Regions from separate parts of the Mus musculus genome. Here region 1 is linked to region 2. Evidence: chromatin loops called from intact Hi-C (ENCODE). Cell type or tissue: heart. All regions are shown on one strand. Links, peaks and the distances in the headings refer to the core of each region. The heading gives the core; the rest is flanking DNA.

Region 1 (16,657 bases), core at 3,997-11,996, 94 kb before region 2:
TACACAGCTTCCTTCTGAAGTAGTTGGTGATTATATTTTTAAGGCCTTTGTTTCAGCACAGCTGTAGACCTATCTCTTCCTAGCTCACTGTACCGTCTAACCACAAAGTCCTCCTTAAAGGACAGTGTAATTACTAGAAACAAATCTCTATGAGCAAACCATAGTTTCTGGTCTCCAATGTCACCCTGTCCTCTTTTGTCCCCTCTGCCACTTATCACATGGTTTAGAGACTAGGAGTGGGGTCTTAAGAGCTCCTAGCAAGTTCTAAATACAGACTTCTATCACCTGAAAACCAGCTGCTGTTACACCTCTGACTCTCAGTGGGAGGCTGCAGGGGAGAACATAGGGCTCAGCTGGTAAAGCCTCCCAAGCTTGATACTTGAGCTCAACTCTTAGACCTGAGGCAGAAGAGAATCCAACCCCAAACCTTATGCTCTGACACACTGAAGCCTCTCCCCCATACATAATAACAAACAATCAAAATATAATTTTTATTGACGGGCATGGTCACAGACACTTTTAATCCCAGCACTAGGGAGGCAGAGGCAGGTGGAACTTTGTGAGTTTGGATAGTCAGGGCTCCATGGAGAAACTCTTTCAAAAGAATCAAACCAAAAAATGGAAGGGTAAGGATAAACAAATGGATGAACCACTGTGATAAAACAGTGTTCTAAAAGGAGTCAACCAACTTCAGTGAACACAGGCTGCCCTCATCTTCCACAGTAAGGAAGTGTCTGCTACTGACTTTTATTTGAAATCTGGTAGTTAAAGAAAAAAAAAGTTACCAAAGTAAAACTACCAGTGAAAAATACCCACGTCATTTTCACCTTTTAAACTCTAGGATTTAAATCAAATAGATTCTGAGAGTGCCAAAGTCTATGCCAGCTGTGGGACCTTATTCTTCAGCAAGTCACCTTTATAATTAGCATTGCTCAACCCCACATTCTACCCTAACTTTCATTTTCAGCCATCACCTTTTAAAGCTTGTTTTCAACCAAAGCAGGCGTGAGGTTAGGGCAGGAGGAGGTCTCACATCTGCAAACCCTCCAGTCAAGTCTGCTACCAGATTCCTGCCCACTGTTAGAAGCTCCAGTTAGGCAGCTGTGTGTGGCCTTGGACCCATTCAACAAAGAGAAAGGCTCACTGCACCTGATTGGGGGCAAGGAAGAGGCTTTTGCTTACTACCTGTCATTTAAGCCAAAAGCTTTCTTTCTATGGGGCTGGAGAGATGACTCAGGGGTTAAAAGCCCCTACTGCTCTTGCAGAGGAACCAGGATGGGTTCCCAGCACCCATGCGGTGGCTTATAACCATCTCTAACTGCTGTTTCCAGATGTGCCCTCCATGGCCACCTATGTACATGGTATGTCATACATACATACAGGCAAAACCTATACATTTCAACTAAAAACATTATTTAAAAATCAAATAAAAAAATCTCATATACAGAAAAGAAACTTAAACACATAAGGGCTTTAAATGAATCGATAACTTCCTGTAGCATCCATCTCTCCTCTAGTGAGTAGGATTACTGCTCATTATGCAAACAAGGAAAAGCTGTAGTCACATAACTGTGTTTGCTTTTGTTTGGTTGAGACAGCGTGCACTATGGAGCCTTGGCTGTTCTGGAAATCACTCTGTAGACCAGGCTGGCCTCAAACTCACAGAGCTCTGCCTCCTGAGTACCGGGATTAAAGGGTCCCCTCACTGCACCCAGCAGTGAAGACGGTTTAGCAATGCATGCTGCTACATCTAGAAGTAAGAGGGGTAGGTGCTCAGTGGTTTATGGCACACAGTATCCTTATAGGTTCTGTCAAGGTAATACAAACATCTGCTTTAAAAAGAGTTTGAATCTAGCAAGATGGCACACAAACAGGCAGAGGCAGGCAAGTTTGAGGCTAGTTTCTGGCAGATCCCATCTCAAAACCAAACAAATAAAAAGGGAGTTTTGAATACCAAAGCTTGGACTCTAACACCCCTAAGGCAATCGTGCCATACAGCTGTGCTCTTCTCATCCTTAAAGCATTAAAATAAACTACGTGCTTTCTATTCATATTACAAATGCATGAGTCAAGGCCATCATAGATCCTGGACGGAAGACAGCAGCACTCAAACACAAACTCACAGGGTGGTAGAGGCAGGAGGAGCGGGGCTTCTGGGTCAGCCATCACTACATTAGACCATCTCAGGAATGCTTTGGGGAAGGGGGCGTTCAGGGGTAAAGGTGCTTTGCTGCCATGTCTACCGACCTGAGTGTGATCCTTGAGTGTCACGTGATGGTAGGAGAACAGACTCTCTAAAGCTGTTGTCATATGCCATTGTGTAAGTACACACACACACAACAAACAAATATGATGTCAAAAACCAAAAGTAAAAACACCAAACAACTTACAACCACATGACTACAGGAAGCCTGAGCTTTAGAAAACTCCTGTCCAATTATCAGTCTCCTCAATGGATTAAGACTAAATGCATGCTACTTTAACTTCAACTGGCTCTGGGTAGAAAGGAAGACAAGGATACAAACAGCATGCACGTGGCTCTCCCAACAGGGTGGTGCTCACCTGAGGCAGAATTCATCAGCGTCTGGGGCACCGCTGGGCTGGCAGGCGCAGGAACGTTCAGTTGCGAAAGCATGGCCTTCCGGGGGTCCTGCCATGTTGTTGTCTGATCGTTGTGACTGAGACAAAGCAGAGTAAAAGTCAAACCGTCACCCCTAAGAAGCCTCATACAGAGAATGGCTGAATCCTCAGCAGAATCAGAGCTCACTCTGCCTTCCCACCCTGGACAAGTCACTGAATTACCGGTAATTTCTATTTGTTGGTATGATGTCTGAGTGCTTTACCACTGAACAAGTGTGTGTCCTTTTAGAAGTCTCTATGTTAAAACCCAAGCTACAGGGGACAGGGGAGATGCCATACTAGCATAAAGATCTGACCTCCATACTTGAGGGAGGGAAACAGACGGACTCCCTAGAGCTCAGTGGCCAGCCAGTCCAGTCAAGACAAGATCAGGACTTAGTGAGAACCTGTCTCGAGACAGGAAGCAATGGAGGAAGACATCCAATGTCAACTCTGGCCTCCTCCATACATGCAAGAGTGCACATGTGAACACACATTCACAAGTATAGTGCACACACACAAAATTCAAAACCCCAAAGAGCCCTAACAAAGACTGTAATCTGGATTACGTGGGTATGTTTGGGCAACCTGCTTAATCTTCACAAAGGGGTAGTGGAGACTGTTTTATTTACTTCCCAGAGTTTTGAGAATCAACTTCATATTTAAAAGCCACTGGACCTGTGGCTCCTATAAAAGGCTGTGAGCCTGGCATAGTGGTGCACACTTTTAATTCCAGGACCCAGGAGGCTGAGACAGGAGGATCTCTGTGAGTTCAAGGCCAGCCTAGTTCACCTAGTAAGTACCAGTTTCCCAGTACCCATCTATCAAGCAGTCTGGGTCAGAAACGACTGTAACTACAGATCTTCAGAATTCTGTTGTTTTTCTGGCCTCTGTGGGCACATACATATACTCACACACAAATTTAAAAACAAATCTTTTATTAAAGGAAAAAGAATAATGTAGGTGTAAGAGAGATAGAAAGGTCTAGAGGTTTCAGATGGCTGTCACCTGGTAGGGGATAAAGTGATAACACAAAGATTCAGTAAAAATGTTTCTAGAGGCTAGAGAGAGATGGCTCAGAGGTTAGGAGCACTGGCTGTTCTACCAAAGGTCCTGAGATCAATCCCCAGCAACCACATGACGGCTTAGCACCATCTATAATGAGATCTGGTGGCCTCCTCTGGCATGCAGACCTACATGTAGGCAGAGTACGATATACATAATAAACAAACCTAAAAGAAAGTTTCTAGTCAATTAATTCAACCAACATCAAGCTTAGAATTAACTATGAGCTAGGAAACAAAACAAGCAAACACAGATACACTGTCTCCTCAGAAAGAATCCCAAAATAGTAACTGTAGGAAACCTCTGAACAGAGAGTTCTTCTTTTTTTTTTTTTTTCCTAAAAAAAGAATTGTTTATTTATTATCTATAAGTACACTGTAGCTATCTTCAGACACACCAGAAGAGGGCATCAGATCTCATTACAGATAGTTTTAAGCCACCATGTGGTTGCTGGGATTTGAACTCAGGACCTCTGGAAGAGCATCTCTAGAAGAGCATCTCTCCAGCCTGGACAAAGAGTTCTTGCTTACAACATAACATGGTCAATTTGCAAATCAAGGCAAAGAATAAGCAAGTACCAATCAAAAGATGTGCCCAGTAACTCTTAGTGCTTTTCAAAATCTTGATTTTGGAGTCAGTAAGCTGGCTCAGGGGGCTAAACATACACAGGCCTGACAACCCAAGTTCAATCCCACACATGTAAAGGTGGACCCTCAAAGGCTGGGCATAGTGGGAGTATTTAATATCAGTACTTGGGAGGCAGAGGCAAGAAGAGCTCGAGTTTGACACCAGCTTGATCTACATAGTGATGCACTACACAGATATGTACATAGTTCTGGCATCCTATGTGTACATCATTTTATCTTTATTGGGAAATATAAGTAGTTTTAACTGTTGAAAAGCACCCTACCATAGCCCGATAAAGAGATAGCTTAGTTCACAGAGATGCAGGCTGCCAGAGCAGGCTACCCCAAACACAGTGCAACTCCTTTCCTCTTTAATAGCAAGTCTTGAAAGTGACTTCCAGGTTAAATTAAACATGTAATATGTGTTTTAAATGTTTGTATTCATCAAGTTTATAGATTACACCATTACCCTGAATCTCACAATGGGGCCGGCTGTGGGTGAAATGGAAGACTAAAATGGGCAGAGAAGCAGATAACATGAGCAGGCACTCGCGCACACATACACATGCATGCACGTGCATGTACACACAAGTTTTTAATAGAAAAGTGTGAAAATCTGCACTTAAATATAAGACTAGTGAATTGTCTAATGAGAAGTCAAGTGACTGACTTGACTACAAAGTTGACTTAGGGTTGATGTGTTAGCGCACACCATTAATCCCAGGACCCGGAAAGATGTGAGTTCCAGGCCGGCGAGGAATCTGGTGAAGGATATATAGGGAGGGAGACCCTGACTTTAGAAAACGTGCAAGTCTGTTTTTGAAACTGGCTGTGAAGACTGCTTGTGTGTTGAGCGTCTACCTAGTGGTAGTGCTAGGGAGGTTCCCTGTACCTTATCAAACCTACACACTGTGAAAGAGTGGAATGTTAGTTACAGTCACGTGCTAGAGGACACTCTTGTCCAGGGAAACCTATGCGCTTTACTGATTCTAGAGCAAGGATATACAGTCCAGCCTAGTGCTCCTACAGCTCCAGTTCTGAGACCATAGCCAATCCTTTTATGAACTCACCACGTACTGTTTAGAACTCTCAAGGGCTCAGAGAGACACATAGCATAATTCTCTGATAAAGATGAGACAATTTATACACTTTTCTTCTATGGTAAGTTTTTCAGTATTGTCAGAAATCAAAATCTAAGACTGGAGTTCAAAGTCCTGGGTTGTCGGTAAAGTGCTCAAAAATGTGTGGGCAGAAACCCTAATCTTCAGTCACATGGTTCCCCTCCAAATCAACACGTTTTTCATAATGATATATCAATCGACACCACTTCTCCCAAGCTCACAATTTGATTTTTCCCCCTTTTATTATACAGAAAATGACAGAGTCAGCATAGCATGAGCTGAGAACAAAAGCCAGAATTCAAGATTCATGAGTCTCCAAATAAAGTCTCCAAAGACCTTCCCTAACTGTCATTGTGCCAGCCCCAAGAAGTCTAAAATCTCAGGAAGTCTATCCAAGTGGAGTCTCCCAATAACTTGCAGATTTACCAGGGTTGGTGAGCATGGCTTGGTTGTTAAGAGCAGGTCTGCCACTCAGCACTCCTTGAGACTCCAGGATCCACCCAAGTACACACACGCACGCATGCATGCATGCACTCGCGCGTGCGCACACACACAGACACACACACACACACACACACAGAGTTAGATGTGGCATCCTGTGAAGCTCCAGCACGCAGGAGGCTGAGGCTGGAAGACTGTGATGAACTGAAAACCAGCCTGGGCTACTTAGTGTTCCAGGCCAGCCTGGGCTCCAAAGTCAGACCTGTTTCAAAAACCAAAGGAAGGAAGCAAAAAGAAAGAAAAGAGGTTGACCCCTAACAATTTTAAATATTCTCTTAAATCTACTTCTAGACATGCTGTTTTAACAACAAAAAAGCCAGATTAGGACCTCTCTGCTTCACAGATGTATTGGAGTTAAATAAACTGATAGGCCCGAGTAAATGGTATTTAAATGCAACTACAGCATGCCAGAAAAAAGTAGCTTTGTTTTAGAGATGAAAGGCAACATTAACTTTTGATTTTATGTCTGTCAGTCCGGGAGGGGAGACTGAAGGTCAGAAGCAAGGACGTTCAATTCAGACCCAGGCCTCCCTCACCCTCCTTTGCTGTGACAGGAATCCACCCTGAGGCCCTAGAGCAGGGCCAGGAAGACAAGTTTAGGCAGCCCATCCAAGCTCTGACCAGCTCTTGGTGGCCGCCCACAGCAGACCAGCCCAGGGAACTAGGAACTAGCTCTGACCAGCTCTTGGTGGCCGCCCACAGCAGACCAGCCCAGGGAACTAGCTCACATCTACTGCAAATAAAGGCCTTTGGGCATGCCGGCTCCCAAACATACTTTAAGGGAAGTCATCTTACTAAAGACCTGGGATTACATCCACTGTATATTACGGCTACACTGACATTTTAACTGCTAACAATACAAGATTTTAGCCACCCAAACTGCTAAGACAGATGAGTCTATTAGGTTTTAAGCATTCCCCAAATGGTAGAAGAGACACTAAGTAGGAAAGTGGCAATTCATATGAACTTTGGCTAATAAACCAGCTCCCACTGAGCCTAACAAAATAATATTAAAATAGTATTTTTTTTCGGGGTGTGGAAGTGAATGACTTTAATCCTAGCACTCCAGGGGCAGGGGCAGATCAGATCTCTGTGAGTTCAAGGCTAGCTTGGTTTACAAAGTGAGTTCCAGGACAGCTAGGACTATTACATAGAGAAACCCTATCTTGAAAAACAAACAAAAACAAACAAAAAAAGTATTTCCTGGTTGAAAGGCTGATCACTGGGACAATGCTCACATGCGTTGTCATGATCACATTTGATGATTGCTGGATCATGTGCTGATTTTGTGTTCAGTTTTATCTTGAGGAGCTTTGAAACCTTCTACTTAGAGTGTTTTTCATTTCAGCAATGCACAAAGCTAGCGCTTGCTTAGGAGTGTGGGGGAGGGGTAAAGCTGAAACATGGGAACGGGAACAAGAGATGAGGAGTTACATACTATATGTACGTTTTGTTTGTTTTCTCTACCTAACTAGTGACTTCAGGTTATTTATTTTTATAGTTTTGTAATTTGTGTAGTATGTCTCTGTGTGACTGCATGGGGCATGTGCTGATGGTGTTAGAGGCCAGCAGAGGGCATCAGATCCCTTGGAGCTGGGGTTATAGAAGATTGGGTGTAGGAATTCAATTCTGGTCCTCTGCAAGGACAGCAAGAACTTGATGTAGGATTAAAAAAGAAAACTAATGGCTTGCTTATAGAGATTGAAAATCTGTTGTTAAGTCCTAGCATTCAGTTACCTCATAGATCATCTTTGTCTCCTGCAAAGCAGTGTTAGTATGTTTCAGAATGTAGTGCGATTTCTTAGTCACTGACTTGAAGGCTCAGAGAAGAAAGGTATAAATAATGTCAATTGTGGTAGGATTGTGTTGCAGTTGTGTTGTAAACTGGGTAGGGTCCTAGTATTTTACCTGAACAAATATCCTGATTCTAGGCAACTACAAAGTGACTTTTCCCTTTCTAATTTACTAAGTGTGTAAACTTACATCAGACAAAAGGAAGACATTAATCAGTATTTAAAATTTAGTGTTGAAAGTTCACTAATATTCTACATAACAGCCCTACATTCTTGGCTTGGATGAGAGTCTATCATTCACTTTCTTAAAAAGAAACAATGTGATTCCAGGCTTGTTACTCAGTAATGAGCCCAAACCGCACCGCTGACATCAGACACTTTTAAAGGAAGGAAAAGCACTTCGAGTAGGAGAGTGGGAGAGGGGTAAAGATGCTACTGGGAACTTCCTAAAAAGTCTGCATCGTTCTCAACTCCTCATGTGTCTGTCACGCAGAGGAAGATAAGAGCTCAAAACAGAATAGTGGTATAGGTCAGTAGCGGAGCAACAGCTTATAACATGTGATTCCCTGGGCTTCATCCCCAACACAAGAAAAGGAAAGAGACCTACCTGCGAGAGTTCTAACACCCTTTGCAATGCCTGCCATGAAGAAACTACATGTCTTCCAAGATCTGAAGCAAGCGCTAGCTTTGTGCACTGCTGAAATGAAAAACACTGCTAAGTAGAAGGTTTCAAAGCTCCTCAAGATAAAACTGAACACAAAATCAGCACATGATTCAGCAATCTATTTCTAGACCCACCGGAAAGACTCAGGCTCTTGTGCGCTCATGTTAAAGCAGTGTTATTCACAGTAGCTCATGGGGAGACAACTCAAACGTCCACTAGCAAACCAACAGCAAAATATGGTATACACAAACATTGGTAGGCAGCCAGGTAAAAGGAATACTGGCTAGTGAGACAGTTCTTAGGGCAACGGCACTCCTGCCAAGTTTAACAACTCAAGTTTGAGTCAACTGACCCACTTGGTAGGAGAGAACTGACTCCTAAAGTTGTTCTCTACATCGGGGCACATAAGCACACAAGCTTTAACTAGACCAGCTTTTTAACTCTCGGGGCATAGTCTCAGATTTAAGCCAGGCTAGCCTTGAAAGTGAAGAATCTCTCTGCCTCAGTGTACATGTGGGCACACACACAAACAAACATAAGCAAGTATGAAAACTAAGTTACAAACCACAACATAACATACACATTGAGGGAAACAATACCTACACTCCAGGGTGAGACTAAAAACAAGGTCACATTTGGATGTACTCTACTCATGAGCTGCTAGTGGGAGAGGAACAGTGACCTTTTACTGAAGAACTACTGGGTAATATCCAAAGTCTATAATTCAAACAGCCTGAAAATACACAGCCAAGTGATATCCATGAGCCATGCGATAAGGAATTATTTATTCTTTTCACCTCGCAGTGTTTTCCACTCCCCACCCCCACAGTAAACATCAGTTACTTGTACAATAAGACTATACAATAGGTAGAAAATAAGGACCTTAGACAATAGTGTGATGTTCAGAGAACATAAGACACTATTTAAAAAAACATTCTCAGAAGAGATGTCATGCAAAAACCAACATTTGGGAGGCTAAGGAGTCTATCAAGTTAAAGGCTAGCCTGGTTTAATTGGGAGGCTATTAAAAGAAGACAAAAAAGAAAGAAGGGAAAGCAAGAGGGAAAAGGGCTGGTCAAAAAAGCCACAATGGAAGGGATAACCCATTCCCCAAAGCAGACTGTCTTCTGACCTCCCAGAACATTCATGTGAACACCCAAAAAAAGTTGAAAACAGAGCCAATCAAGGAAAAACCCCTCCAGTCTACTGTGGGGTAGGGGCACATACACTTGGAGCATAGAGGATCAGGAGTTCACAACACTCCTGGCAAGATATAGACTCCACAACACACCCTAGAAGTTAGCCTGGGATAAGTTAGTCCCTGTTTCAAAAACTAAATTACAGTAAAAACAAAACCTACATCACATCTCAACATGATTCTAATGTTATATGGCTAACCCCAAATTTTAAACACTCATAGGATCCTTTATCTGCCACTGGGCGTCTTGCCCTTGACTTTGACTTGAGACGTATCTGCAGACTTTTGTCTCCTGTAGAAACAGCTGTAACAGATGCCCTCACCTCAGCTTTCCAGTCAGTACTCTGCTTGGCTCCCCAAAAGCCTATATTGGTGGCTGTTCATAAGCAAACCAGAGACTGCTTGCAGGTAGAGCAAGTTTAATCTGTTAAGTCAACCCAGAGCCAACACTTTTTTATAAGGCCAGCATACCGCTCACCATGTAGAACTTAAAATTCCATGGCACAGCCTTTAACGCCAGCACTAAGGAGGCCGAGGCCACAGCAGGTGGATCTCTGAGTTGGAGGGCAGAACTTGGTCTACAGTGATTCCAGGAATACCAGGACTGTACTGAGAAACCCTGTCTCAAACAAACAAACACCAAGCAAGTAAGCAAGCAAGCAAGCAAACTAACAAGAAGCCATAAAAAATTCTAAGTCAGAGTAAATCACTACTCTAAACAGTTAAGGATAACCATGAAGTTAATGAGACAAATGGTTTATACTAAATATTAAATATTTATAAATACATATATAAGATGATAGGGAGTTTGAGAAATGTTCACCCTGTGCACCAGCTGTCTTGAAACTCCCTGTGAGGGCTGGCGAGATGGCTCAGTGAGTAAGAGCACTGACTGTTCTTCCAGAGGTCCTGAGTTCAAATCCCAGCAACCACATAGTGGTTGTAATGAGATCTGTAATCAGATCTGTAATGAGATCTGACTCTTTCCTCTGGTGCATCTGAAGACAGCTACAGTGTACTATGTATAATAATAAATAAATCTTTGGACTGGAGCAAACGGGACCAACCAGAGTGAGCAGAGGTCCTAAAAGTTCAATTCTCAACAACCATATGAACAACCAGCACACTGTACAGCTACAGTGTACTCATATACATAAAGTAAAATAAATAAATCTTTGTAAGAAAAGAAACTCCTGGGGGGGGGGGGGGCGCGGCGGCTACTTTCTGGGCTGGAAAGATGGCTCAGTGGTTAAGAGCACTGAGTCCTCTTCCAGATGTCCTGAGTTCAATTCCCATCACCCACACGGTAGTTCAACCTTCTGTAATGGATCTGATACCCTCTTCTGGTGTGCCTCAAGACAGCTACAGGGTACTTCTATAAATAAAATAAATAAATTAAAAGAAAAGAAAAGAGAAACTCACTACGTAGCCCAAGCTGATCTCATACTCTCATGGCAGTATCTCAGCATCCGGCATGCCAAGATTACAGGCAGGAAGCACCAAGCTTGGCAAGAGTGAAGTCTGGAGTGAGAGCTCTTCAGTGTTAAGTTCCATAAAGAACCAACAGACAGACGCATGGGCATTTTAAAGACAATTCACTGGTATCATAAGAGCATAGAAAAATTTAAAAATGGTATCTACAAAATATAATAAATAGGAAAAAGAAAAAATGCTCTCACTAAAATTCTAAAGCTAACAGCAGAACAATCTGCTTGCTTGGAAGTCCATTTTGGGAAGCAAAGATGCACGGTCGAGAGATGAATCATGAAGTCCTTAATCCCTTAGCCATGCTCTCTCCACGTCCATCAGGGTCAATGCCAACTCCCTTGTGTAGAGAAGATGTCAGGTCACTTCCTGTAGAGTCTATATTGATTACAGCAAGTGAAATTTAATCACTTAGCGACACTGAAAGACCAACTAACTTATCAACCTTGTACAGGAAGTTACTTTGTGATTTCTTTATAGTATCAAGTGCTGGGATCTGGATGCAACCCTGACCAGGCCTGGCAGAGTGTCCTGTTCCATCTCTGAATCGCTGCGATGAGACTAAACAAGAAATTCAGCAAAAATCAAGAGCTAATGCTAATGAAATACAAATTACACATTAGTATATGCTATGACTCCAGGAAGGTACCTGGGTTCCAGATTGCTGTCTCAAAATCCTGCCAACATTGGCCAGCTTTCTGTGGTTCTGTTAGCCAGAGAGCAGAGAGATAAAAGTCCTCTCAGCTCACTAGAGATATTATCAGGTAGGCTTCTCTATTTTGTGTCCTCCTGACTTTGAAACAGGCCCTTCATGCCCAGCATTAAGAAAACCCTAAACTTCAGAGGTAAAATATCAAAGCTATACATATTAGAGCTGAAGAAATGCTATACGAACAAATACTCATGGCCAATGTGATGGCATGCCAGGTCAGAGGATGCACAACTCAGCCTTCACCTCTCATGTGCTGGGGTTGCAGGGTGTGCCAAGAGTTCAAGATCGTCTGACCCACATGCACAGTAACTTCCAGGCTAGCTTAGACTACATAGCAAGACCCTGTCCCCAAGAACTTACAAACGTCTTAGTCTGGGAGGAGGTGAGGACGAATATACTCAAAATCCATTGAATGAAATTCTCAAAGAATCAAAGCATTATGTATTAAAAATGCCTTGTAGACATCCTAAAGTTATGTGCCTCAAGCACTACTCCTTTTAGGCTCAATTTCCCTATCAGTTCATTGTTTATAAGGCTTAAGTTTCTTATTATGAGACTGAAATGACACATTTATTAGGTATTTCTTTTCTTCTCAGTTTCACCTACCAACAGAAGCCTCTTTCTACTTTCAGAACTCACGTTGGGGAGAGGGAGAGGGAGAGGTAGGTCACAAACATTAGTGCATTTTCAATGTGTCAGGGAACCTTTCTGAGCCTCTCTACCTCCTCTCACCCCCTCATATCCATTCAGAACCCAGCAAGAGCGAGCAACAAGTGTATCTGGGGTGCTGACCCACTGCTGGAGAAAGGCTATTCTTAGGAAACAGCAGGGGTTGGCTCAGAAGTAACACTGCACTAGAGGTCACCGTCTCAGATTTCAGATGTGAGCTCCAGTTCCCAATTCCTGTGCAGAACAGCTCAAGGGGCTTTAGGAAGCCTCCTCAATGTCAAGAGCCTGTAGGACTTCAAATCTAAATACAGGGATAGACTGGGTAAATAGGGTGTGCTGTTTCATGCCTGAAGCCACAGCTTTCAGGAGACTGAGGCAGGAGAATCACTGTGGGTTTGAAACCAGCCTGGGATACAGAGTAAAATCCTGCCAACAAAAAAAGAAAAAAAAAAAAAAAAAAAAAAAAAAAACCATGGACACACTAATCTTTCTTTTAAACAAAAGCCCATGCTTAGAAACAGTTAAAGAGAGGCTGTGTATATGTCCTAGCCAAAGGTAGGATAAATGAATTATATTTCATAACTATACTGTCACAGGTTTTTAAACACAGACCTATTCTAAAAAAGGTCCGCTTAATATCAGCCTTATTCAAAGTAAGCTGCTGATCTCTAAATGTTTCTATTAAATTATTTCACTTTCAGCCAGGGTGGTGAACTAAAAATACAGGCAACATTGTTGGAGATGAGAGAGCCTATCAAGTGATTTCACGTAGACAGACAAGCACACAACTCAGACAGGGAGGCACCAGGCGATTAGCAACCCTTTACAAAAATAGATAAATAATGCTGCAATGCACAAACTGCCATCCAGAATGCTAGGCTGTATTCCTGAAAGTACAAGTATAATCCGTACTTGAAGAGGCACCAGAATAAAATCAAGTAAGGCACTAGGAGACTGTTCAAAGTATTTTCAGAGACACAAGTATCAGAATGCAAGTTTCTTTCCTTAGAACTTTTTTCTCTATTTAAAATTGATTCCTTTACTAACACAATAACAGAAAAGACATTCCACATTAAGACCATGATGAAACTTGAGCTAATTCTATATACAAACTGAGAAAGGCTTGTAAAATTTTTATATGTGAAGCTAAAAATGTTTAAAATATCACTGCTTTTCAGACAAAGTAAAACTTCTCCTTTAAAAAACTAAGAGGACATTTATATGGCTCCTTAACGATTTCGTGGTACTCTCATGCACAATCATGTATCTGTATAAAATGATACAGAAAATGTTTATCTAGCAGGAGTAGTAGAAGCCTAGGACAGGGGAAGGAGATGGGAGTGAAGGGCTGCCTATCTGCTGAGGCTTCTAAAACTATGTCTACCTCTAGCTTGACCCTGTTTGATGACAGAAAAAAGTAGACAGATAACAAGGACTTACTGAATTTTGAGAATTTTCCATTCATTCCACCGCTCCTTGACAAATGAATGTACACATCTGAATTACTAGGGAGCCTTTGAACCAGCAGTTATTTTGAAGGACATAGTAGGTGTCTTGGCTTAATTAATTTAGCAAGTACTTATAATCACTTAACAAGATAAAATGAGACCCGTGGGAGATACGGAAAGTTCTGCCCTACTCTATAAAAAGCTCTTCTAAGACAAACCCAAAACAATATATATAGACTTTAACTGCTGAAAAGCAGCAGTCTAGATGGACAGAGGCTGCCCACGCTTTCCATCAAACAGACTCACAGGTAAAACATCTTTTTATATAACAGTACTGTGTAGTAACACTTGCAAGAACATTAATATGCACACGGGCAAATATCTAAGGCTGATCTGCCAAATCAGGCATAGTATACACAGCACATACACAGATCTGCAGATATAAAAAGTGATCACCCAACTTAAGTATCTTAGTAACTGTAAATGTATTAAATAATACCAGCAACTTTAGGAAAAACACAATAAAGTTCATTTATAGGCTTTCTATGAATTAAAATGAACAAACAGCCACCATTCATCTATACCATATCAGTTTCTTAAAAAAACATAAAATGCTTGTTTTCCCCTTAGGGAAACTACTCAATAATCAACTATGAGTACGAATATTTGGCTACTTATACTTAGTCAATTAATTAATTAATATATCTCCATATCTGTCCCCCATGCAGGGTCTCTCTTGTATAGCCCTGGCTAGCCTGAAACTCGCTTTGTAGACCAGGCCTTAAACTCATAAAAGATCTACCTGCCTCTGTCACCAAGTGCTGGGTGATATTCAGCATGTACTACAATCTCTGGCAGATTTGTTTTTAGGGTAGTCCTATGTTCTAGAGAAAATCTAAGCTGGTATAGCCTGAATGTGCACCTCATTAACTATGACCCAACACTACTTACACTACTTACAGCTTAAGAAACAAAAGCTTTAGTTAAATGGCCTTGCATTTTCTTCTAACTATATCTTTTGGCTGCTTGAGATTTTTTGTTTATATCAGCAGAAAGTTAAAATTGTAGATAGCTGTCCTGTCGGGCAGTGGTGGCGCACACCTTTAATCCCAGCACTTGGGAGGCAGAGACAGGGGGATTTCTGAGTTCGAGGCCAGCCTGGCCTACAGAGTGAGTTCCAGCCAAGGCTATACAAAGAAACCCTGTCTCGAAAAACAAAGCAAAACAAAGCAAAACAAAAAATTGTAGATAGTTAGGAAACTACAATATAGATGGCTTGTGCTGATTAGACAGTTCACATCACTGTTCACGTTATGGTAATGGATTTGCTGTTCAGAAGGCATCGCCTGGCCAGAGGGTAGATGGAGAGGTGTGCAGAAGGTGTGGGTGTGGTGACGCAGGCCTCTAGTCTTGACACTCAGGAGACAGAGGCAGGTGGGTGTCTGAGTTTGAGGCCACCCTGGTTTATAGAAAGTTCTAGAATATCCAGCACTATACAGAGAAAACCTGTTTCAAAAAACAATAATAATAATAGAAATTATTGTAATATATATATATATATATATATATATATGAAAGTGGTGTAATATACACACACACAAAGTAGAACCTAGTTATATACCTACTCCTTAAAGTAAAATGTTGAAATATAATGTATTATTTAGGATTATATAATTGTCTAGACTTCAAAACTGTGCTATGTATTAAGAAATTTGATTACTCTGAATATTTTCAAGCCTTTAAAAGAAATTTTGACTATGTGGGGGAAAAGAATACATGTGTATGCTAGGAATTCTACAGTCTCATTGTCGACTGAACTTGTTTTTACTGTGTATTCACACAGGGAAAGAGACAACAAAAGCAAAAATCCTTTCAAACACTACTTTTCATAAATACCTCTGCCTCAAAATTTAATTATGGAAATTTCAAGCATATAGTAAGATTGGAAGAATTCCAAATGAAAGGTCACAGACATATCAGGGCCCAAGTTCTCTGCCCGTATACATGTGGGTGAACCTGCTAAACTAACAAGCTCAACTCCTTTACTGCCAACAAATAACACTACAGGGTCATCAACTGAAAAAACGAACACTCCACAACTTTGTAGGATGGGACTTATAATAATAGATTAATAAATCAATCGAGATTAACTTGATTCTGTCAATGCTAAGCCTCTGGAGCCTGAAGCTGGGAACAATAAACACCAGAACTAAGTTCCAACCACGCTGGTTGACTCCAAATCTTTAATGTACTTTTGGCATCAAAACTAGAAAGCAAGAATGATGATGTTCATACGATTTCCACATACTGGAAGGCTCAGAGATACCAACTTTCAAAAAGGTGTGTGGCAACCTCATGCCTTCAGGAAGTCCTTAGCAGAGTTTGACGGGTTAATTCTCAAACCTGACGGCCACACATCACAACAGTACAGTGCAGGATGAGTAAGTGGGATCTTCACCACCAGCAAGTTCCTAACTCTGTAACCATGGAGACAAGGCAGGACAGAGCACCAGACGCCAGTGTGTACTGAGGATGGAAGCAGACCACCCCCCATCACTCAGAGGGGTGAGCATTGCAGATGACACTTTCAGGGAAATCTTTGGTTGGTTAGTTGGTTTTGTTTGTTTTTCAAGAGGGTTTCTCTGTGTAACCCTAACTGTATTGGAGCTCACTCTGTCGACGAAGCTGGCCTCTAACTCAGAGAGATCTGCCTGCCTCTGCCTCCCGAGTCCTGGAATTAAAGGCAAACACCACAC
Region 2 (16,657 bases), core at 3,814-11,813:
AACAGATTGGGAAAAGATCTTTACCTACCCTAAATCAGATAGGGGACTAATATCCAAAATATATAAAGAACTCAAGAAGGTGGACTCCAGAAAATCAAATAACCCCATTAAAAAATGGGGCTCAGAGCTAAACAAAGAATTCTCACCTGAGGAATACCGAATGGCTGAGAAGCACCTGAAAAAATGCTCAGCATCCTTAATCATCAGAGAAATGCAAATAAAAACAACCCTGAGATTCCATCTCACACCAGTCAGAATGGCTAAGATCAAAAATTCAGGTGACAGCAGATGCTGGCAAGGATGTGGAGAAAGAGGAACACTCCTCCATTGTTGGTGGGATTGCAGGCTTGTACAACCACTCTGGAAATCAGTCTGGCGGTTCCTCAGAAAATTGAACATAGTACTAGCGGAGGATCCCGCAATACCTCTCCTGGGCATATATCCAGAAGATGTCCCAACAGGTAAGAAGGACACATGCTTCACTATGTTCATAGCAGCCTTATTTATAATAGCCAGAAGATGGAAAGAACCCAGATGCCCCTCACCAGAGGAATGGATATAAAAAATGTGGTACATTTACACAATGGAGTACTACTCAGCTATTAAAAAGAATGAATTTATGAAATTCCTAGGCAAATGGATGGACCTGGAGGGCATCATCCTGAGTGAGGTAACACAATCACAAAAGAACTCAAATGATATGTACTCACTGATAAGTGGATATTAGCCCAGAAACTTAGTATACCCGAGATATAAGATACAATTTGCAAAACACATGAAACTGAAGAAGAACGAAGACAAAAGTGTGGACACTTTGCCCCTTCTTAGAATTGGAAACAATCACCCATGGAAGGAGTTACAGAGACAAAGTTTGGAGCTGAGACAAAAGGATGGACCACCTAGAGACTGCCATATCCAGGGATCCATCCCATAATTAGCCTCCAAACGATGACACCATTGCATACACTAGCAAGCGTTGGCTGAAAGGACCCTGATATAGCTGTCTCTTGTGAGACTATGCCGGGGCCTAGCAAACACAGAAGTGGATGCTCACAGTCAGCTATTGGATGGATCACAGGGCCCCCAATGGAGGAGCTAGAGAAAGTATCCAAGAGCTAAAGAGATCTGCAACCCTGTAGGTGCAACAACATTATGAACTAACCAGTACCCCGTAGCTCTTGACTCTAGCTGCATATGTATCAAAAGATGGCCTAGTCGGCCATCACTGGAAAGAGAGGCCCATTGACTTGCAAACTTTATATGCCCCAGTACAGGGGAATGCCAGGGCCAAAAAAATGGGAATGGGTGGGTAGGGAAGTTGGGGGGAGGGTATGGGGGACTTTTGGGATAGCATTCTAAATGTAATTGAGGAAAATACGTAATAATAAAAAATATTAAAAAAAAAAGATCAAGGTGTAGACAAGCTTGTGGGGGTATTTCCTTAGTGATTCATTAGGGGGTGCCCAGACCATTTTGGATGGGATCATTTCTGGGCTGATAGTCCTCAGTTTTATATATATAAACAAAACAGGCTGAGCAAGCCATGAACAGCAAGCCAGTAAGCAGCACCCTTCCATGGCTTCTATATCAGGTCCTGCCTCAGGTCCCTGCTCTGTTTGGATTCCTGTCTTGACTTCATTTGCTGATGAACAACTATATGGAAGTATAAGCCAAATAAACCCTTTCCTCCCTGAGTTGTTTGATCGTGGTGTTTCATCATAGTGATAGTAACCCTAATAAGACACTGAGCCATCTCCCCTGCTCTCCCAGAGGACTTGTTATTTAAGCTCTATCCCATTCAACATTTTCATCAATGACTTGTATGAAGTTGAAGAAGGTATACTTATGGAACCAAATAGAAAGCAGTTTGCTCTTGTTTGGATATAGAATGTTCCTCAGGGGTCTATATGCTAAAGGTTTATTCACTAGGCTGGTTGCTAACAGTACATGGTGGGAGTCCTTCCAATTACTGAGGGCATATTCTCAAAGGAAACAGTGGGATCCCAGCTCCCCTCTTCCTCCCCTTCACACTCTGGCCATCAGGTGTACTGCTTTGTTGTATAATGTTCCTGCTGTGCTCTGCTGTGCTGCTAACCTGCCACCAGAGGCCTAATACAATGTGTGTCTGCAGTCATGGCCTGACACCTCAAAACTGTGAGCCATGATAAGCTTCAAACTAACACATACCTTAGTATCCTCAAATACAAGGAAATGGTGAACCCCAAGAAGTTCAGGAATAAGTACTTTGAAAAATTATTTTTAGAAAGGATCTCATGTTGCATAAGTTGGCTTCAAACTCATTATGTAGCTAAAGGTGATCTTGAACTTATGATCCTCCTGCCTCCTCCTCAGTCCTGGGATTCTAGGCACGTGCCATCATATCCAATTTTGTTTGGTGCTGGGGATTGAGCATAAGACCTTGTGCTTACTAGGCAAGCATTTCACTAACCAAGACCCAGGCCAGGAATATACAACTTTGAATGATGAATGAGGTGGCTGGAGAGCGGTTTCTGTGATTGTCTACTTGCTGCTCTTGCAGAGGACCCAGATTCAGTTCCCGGCAGCCACATGGTGGCTCACAATTAACTGCTTGCCACTCCAGTTCTAGTGGACCCAACACCCTTTTGGGGGGGATTTTGGGGGTAGTAGGTTATTGTTAGAATTTCCAAACCCAATAAGCCCATATAAAATATATAATCCAGTTATTATAAACTATAAGCCTAGATTGGGCAGATATAACACTATACCAACTTATTCCCCAGCTATAAGAACCCCTGCTGCTTGCAGTTTCTCCTGGCCATGTGGTTTTGGTCCATCATGGTTTCCTCTTCCTCTATCCTCTCTCCTTCCCCTCTTGTCCTCTTCTCTTTCTCTACCTGCTCCCACTCTCAAACCTCCAGTTCCACCTTTCCCCTCCACTGCCTAATCATGGGCTCTAGCCTTTACTGACCAATTAAAATGGAGAGAAGGTTCACATGAGATCATTCTGAATTCACAATGGACTGCTTGGCAGAGCCAACCCCTCTTGAGGAAACAAAATTAACATCAAAATACAAACAATGTCAAAACAACCCACAACAGTAGGCATCCATGTGATATATATGTATGTATACACACACACACACACACACACACACACACACACACACACACACATACACACACACATATACATTGCCCTCAGGCAAAACACTCATACATGTTTAAAAAATTTGTATATTGATTGTTTTCCACAGTAATTCATTCTGGTGAGTCCTAGAGTGCCTAAGTAGACTCTTGAAGGAGTCAACACATTGAAGATTTCATTTTCCTTATAACTCAACAGAAAAATTAAATAAAAGTGCTTCAATTTAAACATCTAACCTCCCAAGCTAACTCACCTCTCTCCTTGTGGTTTGCTCCTCAGGCACCAGCTCCCTGCCCACCACCTCCAGTTACTGAAGGGTCGGTTTTCTAATCAGACCACAGGAACACCAAAGTCAAAAGAGCAGGACCTGATTTTCAGGAAGCCAGTGTGAACGCCAAATGAAAGGGTCCAGAAACAGATATTATCATTATCACTAGAAAGTGCAACTAGTGCAAAAAACCAGAAACTTTTCTGCTTTCCAAGCCTCCCTTCCCTTTCCAGGTCTTTTGCTCTGTGTTCCTGCTGTATGCACATGGTTTCTTACCTCTAACACCTTTCTTCAACTGATGACTCTGCTGATTTTTTCTGAGGATGGTATCAATGTGGGATGTCACTTCAGGATTTCTTCTGAGGATCACTGACTCACCATGACTCTGCTTCACTCACATGACAAGCTCCAGAGATATAGAGACCATTGGCAAATGGCTGTTTTATGCTCTGGATCATTGCTATCAGTTGTCTTATTGTCTTTAAATAGACCCTTCTCTGAGGTATTGTGTGTACTGCCTCTCCATCATTTTCAAGTAGTTAAGACCTAAGAGGAGCTAGGGTGAGCTCTGAGAGGGGGTATGAGAGGCTAGACTCCCTGGAAGACAAACATAAGTGGCCATAGTTAGTTAATAAAGATGAAGAATTTTCAAACAAATAACAAAAAACCAAAACCCAGAGAGACAAAGGAAATGATCTCTGATGACAAAGACCTGTTGGAATCTGGATTTATCTTATATTTTGCTTGAATAAAATGCCTGATCACTGGTTAAGAGCACTGGCTGTTCTTCCAGAGAGCCAGAGTTCAATTCCCAGTAACCACACAACCTTCTATAATGGAGATGGAGTCTGATGTCCTCTTCTGTCATCTAGACATATAGGAAGACAGAATATTCATACACATAAATAAATAAATAAACCTTTAAAAAGTACATAGTTGAACAGACACTATTCTTTCTAGAGACAAGAAAAATCAGTCTTTTCCTGGTTTATCCAATGGGAAATTATAAGTTCCAGGCAGTTCTTTTTTTTTTTTTTTTGGTTTTTCAAGACAGGGTTTCTCTGTGTAGCCCTGGCTGTCCTGGAACTCACTTTGTAGACCAGGCTAGCCTCGAACTCAGAAATCCAACTGTCTCTGCCTCCCAAGTGCTGGGATTAAAGGCGTGTGCCACCAGCACCCAGCCAGGCAGTTCTTGAAGGGATTGGATACACATGATTGCTTTCAAGTCCAGGTACCTTTCCAAATTCATTAAGTACTTGAACTGATGTTGGTATCCCAGAGAAGCTAGTGTTTCTCTGCTTGGCATTCCATTATTCATCTGAGATAAACAAAGCTAGACATGAATGTGGGGTTTAAGGTATATTTTCAGCTCCCCAAAATGAACTAAAGAGAACAGCATGGGTGAGACAGAGCAGTTTATAGTGGGAACATCCTAGAGCAAGGGATTTCCACAGAGGCAACCCTCTTGACCCAAAGAGATGGCTCAGCAGGTGAAATGTTTGCACACACACACACACACACACACACACACACACACACACACACACACACGAGAGAGAGAGAGAGAGAGAGAGAGAGAGGGGGGGGGGAGGGGGAGACAGAGAAAAGCTCAGTATCTGGTTGATACTTCCTTTGCAGCTGTTGTATTTTTCATGTAGGATGCAAGATGAATGCTGTCTCCCAGAACAGTACCTTAGGCTTTGTATCTACAAAAGTATTTTTTAGAGAATTGAATGAAAAAGCTCGAGAAATGTTTAGAGTACTAAACTAGTTTATGCTTAAAAACGCGAACTATTATTATACTGCCATCATTGTCATTAGTGTTGCCTGGCTCCATCATTCCGTCATTCTTTGTGTGCAAGCAGTACCTCTTCCATGGCAGGTCCAGGCCAGCGACTGGGGTGGAGGCATGGTGACAGCATGGCCTGTGTAACGGGAGTGTTTCTGTCCAGGTCCGGGATAAAAACAATGCTAGCTCTACAGAGGACATGAACATCCTCTTTAGTTTTTTAAATCAAAGATTAAAAAAACATCATTTATGTGAATCTGTGTGTATAAATGCTTGGGTGTATATCTGTGGAGGTCAGGAGAGGGCACAGATCTCCTGGAGCTGGAGGTACAGGCAGTTGTGAGCTACGCTGCATGGGGTTGAGACCTAGCCAGAAACTCAACTGTGCTCCATCCCTGGAGCATGCACTATGGACGGAGAGAACTGACTCCCGTGAGTTGTTCTCTGTCAGCGTATGTGCTGTGGAAAGCTCTGTCTTTTTCTCCCTCCTTCCTTCCTGCCCCCTACCATAAAAGTGAAAATATGTAATAAGTTTCATTTCAAACTACCTCATGTTTCATCTTCTAATTGCCCTTTCTAGACAAATAAATTAAATTAAATAAGATTAAGAAAGAGTTAACATGCTTCCCTTAGGCCTGTACTTCAAGAGGCCTTTCTGTTGGATCACAATATATACGAGCAAATAATGACCTCGGGTGTTCATTTAACTCCTGTGCCAGTAATAGTGCACAAAGAGAACCGTCGAGTGTCTGAGAAAATCTCTACAAGCCTAGAACTATATAAGGATGAAGAAATTGGCTTATGAATATGGATAGAGACCTTGGGCTTCAGCTCTGTTTCCAAATGACCAATTTGCAGCACCTCTTTCCTCTCCTAGAAAGACTAAGAAAGCAATGCATGTTAAACAAGTTTGTCTAGGATTCAAGGCCAAAGTTCTATCTGCAGGGAATGTAGATAATGCTGTTAGCAGAATTCAGTGGTAGAAGGGTCATTGAGAAGGCTCTATGGGTAAAGCACCTGAAAGCAAAGGCCTGACAACCTGAGTTTAATTCCTGCATGCAGGTGTGAATCCAGATGCAGTAGGTGTGTGCATCTGTGATCTCAGACTTCCTATAGGGAGTTTCTTAGTTAGAGTTTCCATTGCAGGGAAAGAGATACCATGACCAAGGACAACATTTAATTGGAACTGGCTTACAGGTTCAGAGGTTCAGGCATCAAGGCAGGAAGCATGGCGGTGTCTAGGGAGTCATGATGTGAGAGGAGCCAAGAGTTCTACATTTTGATTGGAAGGCAGCCAGGAGAAGAAGGGCTCCCATGTGGCTAGGAGGAGGGTTTCTAAGTCCACCCCCACAGTGACACACTTCCTCTAAGGTCACACCTACTCCAACAAGGCCATACCTCCTAATAGTACCACTCCCTGGGCTCAAACCATCACAGGGAGACAGATGGGACAACCAGTGGAAGCCTGTGTGCAAGTTAGTCTGTTGGGAAGTAGGAGAGGCAACAGGACAGATTCTGTCTCAATAGGCAGGAGGTGAAGACCAGCTCTTGAACTGATCCTTTGACTTTGATGTGAACATCATCAGCTTTGCATAATTGCATTCTCTCTCTCCCTTCCACTCTCATCTCTGCCTCTCACACAGAGAAATAAGAATTTTAAAAATCTACTGGGAAAAAAAGAATTTCTTAGTAAAAAGAAATATAGGGTACAGGAGCAAGTAGTCAGGGGAATACACGAACTTCCTCCCTTTCTTCCCTCTCTCCCTCTTTCTTTTTATTGATTCTCTGTGAATTTCACATCATGAAGCCCAATCCTATGCATCTCCCATTTCCTCATATCTGCCCTCTGCCCCAAAATAACAAAAACAACAAAAGCCATCTCGTCATGGAAGCTGCAGTGTGCCACAAGTGCGTCCCACAGTACACACTTTGCCCAAACAGCTTTACTGACAAATGTTCGTTGCAATGAGTCTTTGGTTTGAAGCCTCTGGGTTCTGCTACACTATCAATACTTCATTCTCACTGAGCTCTTTTGTCTCTATCCGAGTCCATAAGTCAATTTCTTCATCCCATTTTTCCCGTGTCATGGGGATCCTGCAGCTTTGGATTTGCAGGACCAGCCCCTTCACCTGCTTCAGTAGTTCATAGTTGGGGTGGTACACCTCAGAGCCCTGGATCTGGGCCTGGGTGGAAGCTGAGTTGGTCTGCTTGCCAAGTCTCTCACTTTGCCCAGGCAAGGGCAAAGTGGGTGTGTGCATCTCAGGAGAGGCCAGCTGTCCTGAGTATGGTGGCCATCAATGGGCAGGGCCACCTCAGCACAGGGCTCAGGCAGCATCCCAGACCAGGGACATCCACATGGCCTCTGGTGGTAACATGGGTCTTGGATATCACCACAGACCCTGTTTGTGATAGAGCTATGGACATGGCCCTCAGTGGCAGCCCAGGCCAGGATGTTATCATGGCTTCAGGAGGCAGTACAGGCTACCCAGACCAGTCTGTGTTATCGTGTGTCCCCACTCCATCCCTGTAGAGTCAGCATGGCCTCCAGGGAGCAACCTGGTCTCTGGCAGCAGCCCAGACCACTGATATCCAGATGGCCTTTGATGGCAACCTGGGCCACAGACATCAGCACAGACCCCAGCTGTAGTATGGCCATGGACCCAGACATGGCCCTTCGTGGCTGCCCAGCCTGGACATCTCCACAGCCTCAGGTGGTTGCGTTCCATTAGCCACATCACCATGAGACAGCTAATAGGAAAATCAAAATGTCAGATCTGTTTTTGCTTTTTTAATCCCTACCTTCTGGCTCTCACATACTCCATCTCAGGACTTCAACCATTCACACAGCTAACCTGACCACAGACACCCATGGATCATCCTTCATTTCTTCTCTCCATCCTATATCTTATGACCAATTGATTAGAAAAGAATTAAAAAATATCTTCATTACTGCTGGCTTATTACCACTGTTTTTATTAATTACATTCTAACCCTGGACTCACTGATTCTAGAGAGCTTTTATTGGGCCCTGCTTAGACTCATACTCCTTTCTCTCTTCTGTAACACATGGGGGGGGGGGCAGCTCTGAAAGGCCCCAGCTTGCTCCTGTGTCTGGTCCTTCCATGTCACCTCCTCTATTCTCTCACCACCACTAAGCTGGCTGGCTATCTTTCATTCAGATCTCTGTTCAATCTGTATGTCTACCCCTCTAGACTAAAAAAAAAAAGAATGTTCTGTGTTTTTATTTGACCCAAATCTATAACTTTTACTAGGTCTCAAAGGCATTAGTCTACTATGTTGTCTTAGAGACACCTGTTAATTACTTTTTCTAAAATATAGATTTCAGTACAATGGGACTACTACTGTACATTCTTCTGAAAACTTAAATTCACATAAGCTTCAGGGAATCAAAAAGTTGTAGGATTTGGATCCACCTGCCACAAATCAAATGGATTCCAGGTAAATATATCTGCCTGTTCTTAAAAATGGGATTTTTTTCCCCCCCTTGGTCTTGGGATGCCTTACTTTCCTCAATTGCTAGACAATTTTAACTTCTGTTCCTAGTCTATATTTGACTTAGCAGATTTTCACCTGGCTGACAGACTCCATCTAGGGATCACCTTTGGAACTGCTGAAATGCTCCATTGCCCAGCATTTTCAGCCTGTCTGGTCCCCTATGACAATATCCTAATACTGTCTGCCTAACAGGCTGAAATGCTAAGTCAAAAAGGAAACCTAGACCCATGCTGAAAAGGAATCTATTTTGTGATCTTGACAACCCCAATGGCTATGAAAGTAGATGGGATCCAATCCTGGATTCATCACTCTCATCTGAAGCACCCCCACAAGCCCCAAACATCAGGATCTGGACCATCAACGGGTCATCACACAACATCTGCAGGACCAGAGGCTGGAGACTAGTTTTCTCTTTTGTGTTGCCCCAGGCTGCTGAGGAACATGCTCCAGTACAACACATATGAACTTTGATTAGAACTACAGATGGGAGCCTAATTATCAGTGTTTCTGCCTATGGTCCCCCCACTCTCACCTTTGGCTTATGTAAATTGTTTGGGCCAATATGGAATAGGCACCCAAAGACTGTAAACATGTATGTTCCCTCATTCTCTAGGTCTTTTGAATATGGGATCCAGAGTATGGAAAACAGTTTGGTTGCCCTTCAGGTATATGCTTGTCACTCAGATGAAGACTGAGTATGGAAAACAGTGTGGCAACCCTTCCTTGTCCCTCAGATGAAGACCCCAACTGTAGGGGACAAGATGTGCACTTTTGTGCTTCACAGGGCTGTGAAACTTTAGCTCCCTGGGCCACTGATAAGGATAATCATATTCAGTTACAGAGGATGGAGAGTCAGTCTAAAAAAAAAAAAACCCTAAATAACCCAACCCCATTCAAACTAAGATAAAAAATGGTGTAACTAATGTACATGAAAGACTTGGAGACTCTGTCTTTGTGCATCTGGTAGTGTGATCCTGGGATGATGGTCCAGGCCACCAATAACAGAGCCTTAGACATCACTGGTTCCAACAAAGTGTGAAACCATCTCTCTGACTCAGGAAAGACAGCCCCTAGGCAAGAGCAAACCACCCGGCAATCTTTCTGCTATTGCCTGGCCAATAGGCCTCTCTCCAACCTTGGCCACTTTTCCCTCTACCCCATGAGTTCTCCCTTTCCCCTTAGGAACAGAGGAAACTGGGGTACCTAGACTCTTTAGGTCATTATTGTACTTGTACATCTCTCTAAGTATGCTATTATTACGGTGAGGGTGGCTGGGAACACCTAGGACTTCTACACTGATACCACATGACCAGGGCAGCTCCAGTACTAGTTTCTTCCCTAATACACACGGGCACAGCAGGGTCTTCCAATATGGGAGCAGCAGCATTTATTAAGGAAGATCAAATTTTTAAATACTTAAGTTTACAAATTGATCAAGACTCCTGGACCCTGACAGACAAGGTCTTACTATGTAGCTTTCATTGCCTAGAACTTCCTATGTAGACCAGGCTAGCCTCAAATTCACAAAGACACACACCTGCCTCTGCCTCCAAAGTGCTGGATTAAAGCACCTGGTCCTGTCATACATAATTTTATAAACCCTTCTGAAAGAATATGTAAGTTTTGCCTTTGCTTCAACTATCTATCTATCTATCTATCTATCTATCTATCTATCTATCTATCCATCCATCTATCTATCTAACTATCTATGGGTTATCTATGAGTTTTTTCTTTTTTTTGGTTTTTCGAGGCAGGGTTTCTCTGTGTAGCCCTGGCTGTCCTGGAACTCACTTTGTAGACCAGGCTGGCCTCGAACTCAGAGATCCACCTGCCTCTGCCTCCCAAATGCTGGGATTAAAGGTGTGTGTCACCACGCCCAGCTTCAGCAAGAACTCTTAAATGTCAAAAGGCATCTCTCTAGCCCTTACTTTGAATTTTTATGTCAGTTTTTTTGGGAGACTAATAACCCTTGAATAAAATGAATATGCAATCTAGTAAGATTATGGTAACATAAAAAGCAGAGATCCTGTAAAATCTTAAACAAATAGCTTTATTATTTATGGGGATGTTATTAATAATAAGTTTCTTATATACTTGTACAAAATTTATTGGAACTTCAGAAAACAAAGATTCACTATCATCCCTAATACATAATTTGAATAATAAAATAGTCTCTTATTTTTAAATAGAGAAAATTTATATCCAGTAGCATGCTTATTGAAAACAATGAAATATTTCATTCATTAAAAATGTATCAAGAAAATACATAATAAAGTATAATTTGTAGCATAAATATAAGCTAGTAAATTCATTTTCATTAAGTACATTATGATTTACTTTTATAAACATAAAAGTCTAGTATTTTAAATCATTAATAAATGCAGAATTACAGAACTTATTTACAGGAATTCTCAAAAATAATGATTCCACTAAGTAGTGACTATCACAGCTCATCAGTATTTTCTTTGCACTGTGGATCCAACATCAGGAGACAGACTTGCCCTTGGCTGGCTGCTCTGTAAGAGAGTTCAGAGGGTTCTCTTAACTGTCACATCTGCAGATGTTCACAGGTCATTCTCTTTTCAGATCATGACTTTTAAGAAGACTAAAACTCAAATCAAAATAGTACATGCATCAATTTCAACGATGCTGTATCCTGCTCTTTGTAGGGCATCCTATGGACAGTAATAATTCACACTTTTCATATTTTACTATTGGTAATATGTGCTTTGGAGGAATTTCCTTTGACTGTGTGAGTGCTGTGGTTCTGAGTGGGCAGATGTGCTCGTCTGCATGTGCACGTGCAGGCTCCAACTTAATTATTATTCTTCTTTTGAGACAGGGTCTTTTCACTGAAACCGAAGATCACCATTTTGGCTGACTGGCCAGTGGAGCCCTGAGGTCTGACTGTTTCTGAGCCTAAGGGATGATCCAGAGACCTTTTTTATGTGGGTGCGAGGGATCTGAACTCAGGTCCTCATGCTGCACAGCAGGACTTCACCACTGAGCCACCTCTCCAGATCCTTAGGAGTAGCTTTCTGAAGCCAGGTGTGCTGTGCACCCTATAATCTCAGCTCTTGCGAAGTGAGAGGCAGGAGGACCAAGTGTTCATGACTAGCGATATGATGTCCTGTCTCAAAAAACACAATACAATGCAGAGGAATGCTTTTGTCATCTGTTCTTTCCTTCCTTGTTTGTTTATTTACAGAAACACTCGAAAGTCATATAAGATTCTGGGGTTGTTTAACATATATTTTAGGCCGAAGAAATAACTTGCTTCTTAAAAATTCATTAAATTAATTTTATTTTAAAACTAAATAAGATACTCTAAAATGAAAATTCTAAGATTTGTAGGGTTGTTTTACTTTGATAATTTACACCTGCGCAACTGTAGGGCCTTGGTGGTCTCCTGGCGACTCCGTTATATTGCACGGTTCACCTGCTGCCTCAGGAGCTCCCTTCTTTTTCTAGCTCTGCCCTATCAGAGTGCCAGATGCACAGACGAGCCAGAGTTGGGAAGACTGTAGAGGGGCCAACATGGAGAAAGCTTGGGCTGAAATAGCCCTCCCAGATGGAAGCTTGCAGTCATGTCCTGAAGAATAACCTGGAAAAAGGCAGGTAAGGTGGCAAGAGCAATGGAGACCCCAAAGAGTGCCAGGTTAGAGGACAAGTTCCCAGGGAGCAACAGGGTGAAGCTGCAGGGACCAGAATGCCTCTTTCCAGCGTTAAAGCAAAGTTACAACTTTGCCTGCTCTTGGGATGCTTCCTCTTATTAGGCTGCCTTGCCCAGCACTGGTGTGAGGGCCTTTGCCTTGTCCTACTGTATCTTCTGTCCTGTTTGGTTGTTGTCTCTTGGAAGCCTCATCTTTTCTGAAGGGAGACGGTTGGGGAATGGATCTGAGGGAGAGAGGAGGTGGGAGGGGAGGAGCTGGGAGAAGTGGAGGGAGGGAAACTGTGGTCAGGATGTATGGTAGGAGAAAATCATCTATTCTAAATAAAAAACTATCACATTAGTCACGTGGTGGTTGCTCATGCCTTTAGTCCCAGCATTTTTGATTCAGAGGCAGGTAGATCTCTGAGTTCGAGGCCACCCTGGTCTACAGATCAAGTTTTAGGACAACCAGGGCTACACAGTGTAACCCTGTCTTGAAAAACAAAACAAAAAGACACTAAAACAACATTTGGACCTAATGTAGCCAGAGGGTTACCCATTGTTAGTGGATTGGACCCATCTTGATAGGACTATTGTTCACAGATCACTGCAGTTAAGCATGGGTAAATGCTAAAAACGTAAGCATTTGTGTTACAGATTTGATCATTAGGTCATTAACAGACATTTCTCTATGGAGCCAGATCCTTTGAGAAAAAAAAATGTATTTAAAATGTGACATATACAAAGTCTCATAATGAAGGAGCCAAAGTAAAGATACTTAGAATTTTAAAATTTTGGATCCATTAAATTTTTATTAGGAAGGAAAAAATATCACTGGAAATATCAAATTAGGCAATTAAAAAAACTTAGGGAAAACACAAGCAAGTAGGGAACAATCGAATGTCAACAAGGCTGTTCCAGAGCTGTGCCTAGGTGGTGGTGGTGGTGGGGCAGCGGCAGCTTCCTCTCCTCACTGCTGCTCACTGTAGGCCTGGCTCAGAACGAGCACAGGCGCATTTTACACAAGAGGCAGTATTGAGAAATGTAGACTTTGTACAACTTTATTCCTTTCTATCAAGATTTCAGAACCGAGGGCACTCAATGTTATCTTTCAATGGTTCTTACATGTGAAAAAGATTTATTTTTTGTATTCTATGTGACTGAGTGTTTTGCCTGCACACATGTATGTGCACTCATGTTCCTGTGAGGTCAGAAGAGGGCATCTGATCCCCAGGAACTAGAGTTACTGATGATTGTGAACCATCATGTAGGTGCTAGGAGTCAAACTTTGGTCCTTTGCAAAAAGAAGTGTCCCTGACTGCTGAGCTATGTTTCCAGCCTGACTCTGAAGGTTCTTATTTCTATTAATATTCACATAAACCAACCAAAGAAAGAATTTAGGAAATACTTACCAGAAGTGGTATTAATTGTAAAGTATTTTTGATGGAAGGGTTTTTGCGAATTGCTTCTTGTACATCTGAAAAAATCATACCATGACACAAAAAACAATTATGCACAGAGAATCACTGATGAATTAGTAATGAAATTCTGATGAGTCAAAATATTGAAAATTGAATATAGGACTCTTTCCCTATTGAACCCAGAAATAGTCCTTTACGTATACTAGGTCCAAAATTAAGAGCAATTTGATTGGGAACAATTATATAAAACTGAAGGTGAGTTCAATTCCCAGAAACCACATGGTGGATATCACAACCATGTAATGAGATCTGGAGCCCTCTTTTTGTATATCTGAAGACAGCAACACTGTACGCATATACATAAAATAAATAATTCTTAAAAAACCACAAATAATTTGTTCATATATTTCTTTTTCTTTCTCCCCCACCTCTCTCTCCTCTCTCTCCCTCTCTCTTTCTCTCTCTCTCTTTCTCTCTCTCCTCCCCCTAGAGATAGGGTTTCTTGGTGTACCCCTGGTTGTCCTGGAACTAACTCTGTTACCCTTGAATTCAGAGATCCACACCTGTCTCTGCTTCCTGGAATTAAAGGCTTCTACCACCATGTCTGGGTTATATTCATATACTTCTCAAATACAGTAAAGTACAGAAATTGGTATCATAAATGATATGGTGATCTTGTATCTCCAGTCTCTCAGAGACCAGTCCACACAGGAGAGTGCACTGGCCATAGAAGCAACAGAGCCTCTTGGACAGGGTCCCTTCCAGCTTTCATCTTCAGCCAGGAGGCAGAGCTGAGACCCAGTCCTCTGTGCACCTTCCCCGCCAGAGGAGAAACAGCCTCCAAAGAGAGCTCTGACCCCGGGAATCAGGCAAGATTGCCATCTTGTATCCTGGGTCTGTCAGAGACTAGTCCATGCAGGAGAGCATGCGGGCTGCAGAAGCAACAGAGCTTCTTGTACAGGGTCCCTTCGGGCCTTTATCTTCAGCCAGGAGTCAGATCTGAGCTCCAGACATCTGCCCACCTTTCCCGCCAGAAGAGAGCTTGCCTGAAAGCACTGGGACACTAGTGACCACTGGGACACTAGAGAGAGTTGGACTCCCAGGAGTGCTGACAGAGGGTAACAGAATCACAGGAGGAAAAAGCTCCAGTCAGAGACAGCTAGAACATCTAACACCAGAGATTACCAGATGGGGAAAGGCATCTGTTTCTGTTAGTAAGAATCTTACCAAGAGAAACCAAGACTACTCGGCATCATCAGAACCCAGCACTCCCACCACAGCGAGTCCTGGATACCCCAACACACCCAAAAAGCAAGATTTAGATTTAAAATATCTCATGATGCTGGTAGAGGATTTTAAGAAGGGCATTAATAACTCACTTAGAGAAATATAGGAGAACACTGCTAAACAGGTAGAAGCCCTTAATGAGGAAGCACAAAAATCCCTTAAAGAATTACAGGAAAATACTGCTAAACAGGTAGAAATCCTTAAAGAGGAACACAAAAATCCCTTAAAGAATTACAGGAAAACACTGCTAAATAGGTAGAAGTCCTTAAAGAGGAACACAAAGAATTACAGAATTAAAGAATTACAGGAAAACATAACCAAACAGGTGATAGAATTGAATAAAATCATCCAAGACCTAAAAATAGGAAGTGGAAACAATAAAGAAAACCCAAGGGAGACAACCCTGGAGATAGAAACCCTAGGAAAGAAATCAGGAACCATAGATGCGAGCATCAGCAACAGAATACAAGAGATGGAAGAGAGAATTCTTTTTTTTTTCTATCTTTTATTAGGTATTTAGCTCATTTACATTTCCAATGCTATACCAAAAGTCCCCATACCCCCCCCCCCACTCCCCTACCCACCCACTCCCCCTTTTTGACCCTGGCATTCCCCTGTACTGGGGCATATAAAGTTTGCAAGTCCAATGGGCCTCTCTTTGCAGTGATGGCTGACTAGGCCATCTTTTGATACATATGCAGCTAGAGACAAGAGCTCCGGGGTACTGCTTAGTTCATATTGTTGTTCCACCTATAGGGTTGCAGTTCCCTTTAGTTCCTTGGGTGCTTTCTCTAGTTCCTCCATTGGGAGCCCTGTGATCCATTCAATAGCTGACTGTGAGCATCCACTTCTGTGTTTGCTAGGCCCTGGCATAGTCTCACAAGAGACAGCTATATCTGGGTCCTTTCAGCAAAATCTTGCTAGTGTATGCAATGGTGTCAGCGTTTGGGAGCTGATCATGGGATGGATCTCTGGATATGGCAATCACTAGATGGTCCATCCTTTCGTCACACTTCCAAATTTTGTCTCTGTAACTCGGAAGAGAGAATTCTAAGTTGCAGAAGATTCCATAGAGAACATGGACACAACATTAAAAAAAATGCAAAATGGAAAGATCCTAACTCAAAACATCCAGGAAATCCAGGAAATCCAGGACACAATGAGAAGGCCAAACCTAAGGATACCTAATAGGTATAGATGAGAATGAAGATTTTCAAATTAAAGGGCCAGTAAATATCTTCAACAAAATCATAGAAGAAAACTTGCCTAACCTAAAGAAAGAAATGCTCAAGAAGCCTACAGAACTCCAAATAGACTGGACTAGAAAAGAAATTCCTCCCGACACATAATAATCAGAACAACAAATGCACTAAATAAAGATAGAATATTAAAAGCAGTAAGGGAAAGAGGCCAAGTAACATGAATCCAGCCCTTCAAATCATAATAAAGGGAAAACTCTATCACAGGCAGGGAAATGACACCATAGAAAAAGCAAGAAGGTAATTCTTCAACAAACCTAAAAGAAGATAGCCGCAAGAACAGAATCGCAACTCTAACAACAAAAATAACAGGAAGCAACAATTACTTTTCCTTAATA

The links. Hi-C counts contacts between places; a loop is a spot of excess contacts. Peaks named below come from ENCODE experiments on the same cell type or tissue, not always from the same donor. Only the 100,000 strongest peaks of a DNase experiment are listed, where the experiment ranks them.
Region 1: it touches region 2 in a loop (2.7-fold over the local background); 2 of 42 quality-filtered maps call a loop at or near these places.

Annotation. Positions count from the first base shown.
Region 1 is chr9:7,971,234-7,987,890 of GRCm38, forward strand. Yap1 (yes-associated protein 1) reads right to left here. Exons shown (of 9, transcript NM_001171147.1): 3 at 2,563-2,678. Among named protein-coding and RNA genes, the nearest start is that of Yap1, 25 kb to the right of the region's middle. In heart, for the core only: a CTCF peak has its summit at 7,503 (motif pointing right); no DNase peak of the experiment used is centred there; H3K27ac peaks cover 1,498 bases.
Region 2 is chr9:8,065,731-8,082,387 of GRCm38, forward strand. It overlaps Cep126 (centrosomal protein 126), which reads right to left. Exons shown (of 11, transcript NM_001045524.2): 10 at 13,765-13,829; 11 at 10,902-11,216. The coding sequence ends at 11,154. Among named protein-coding and RNA genes, the nearest start is that of Cfap300, 31 kb to the left of the region's middle. In heart, for the core only: a CTCF peak has its summit at 8,807; no DNase peak of the experiment used is centred there.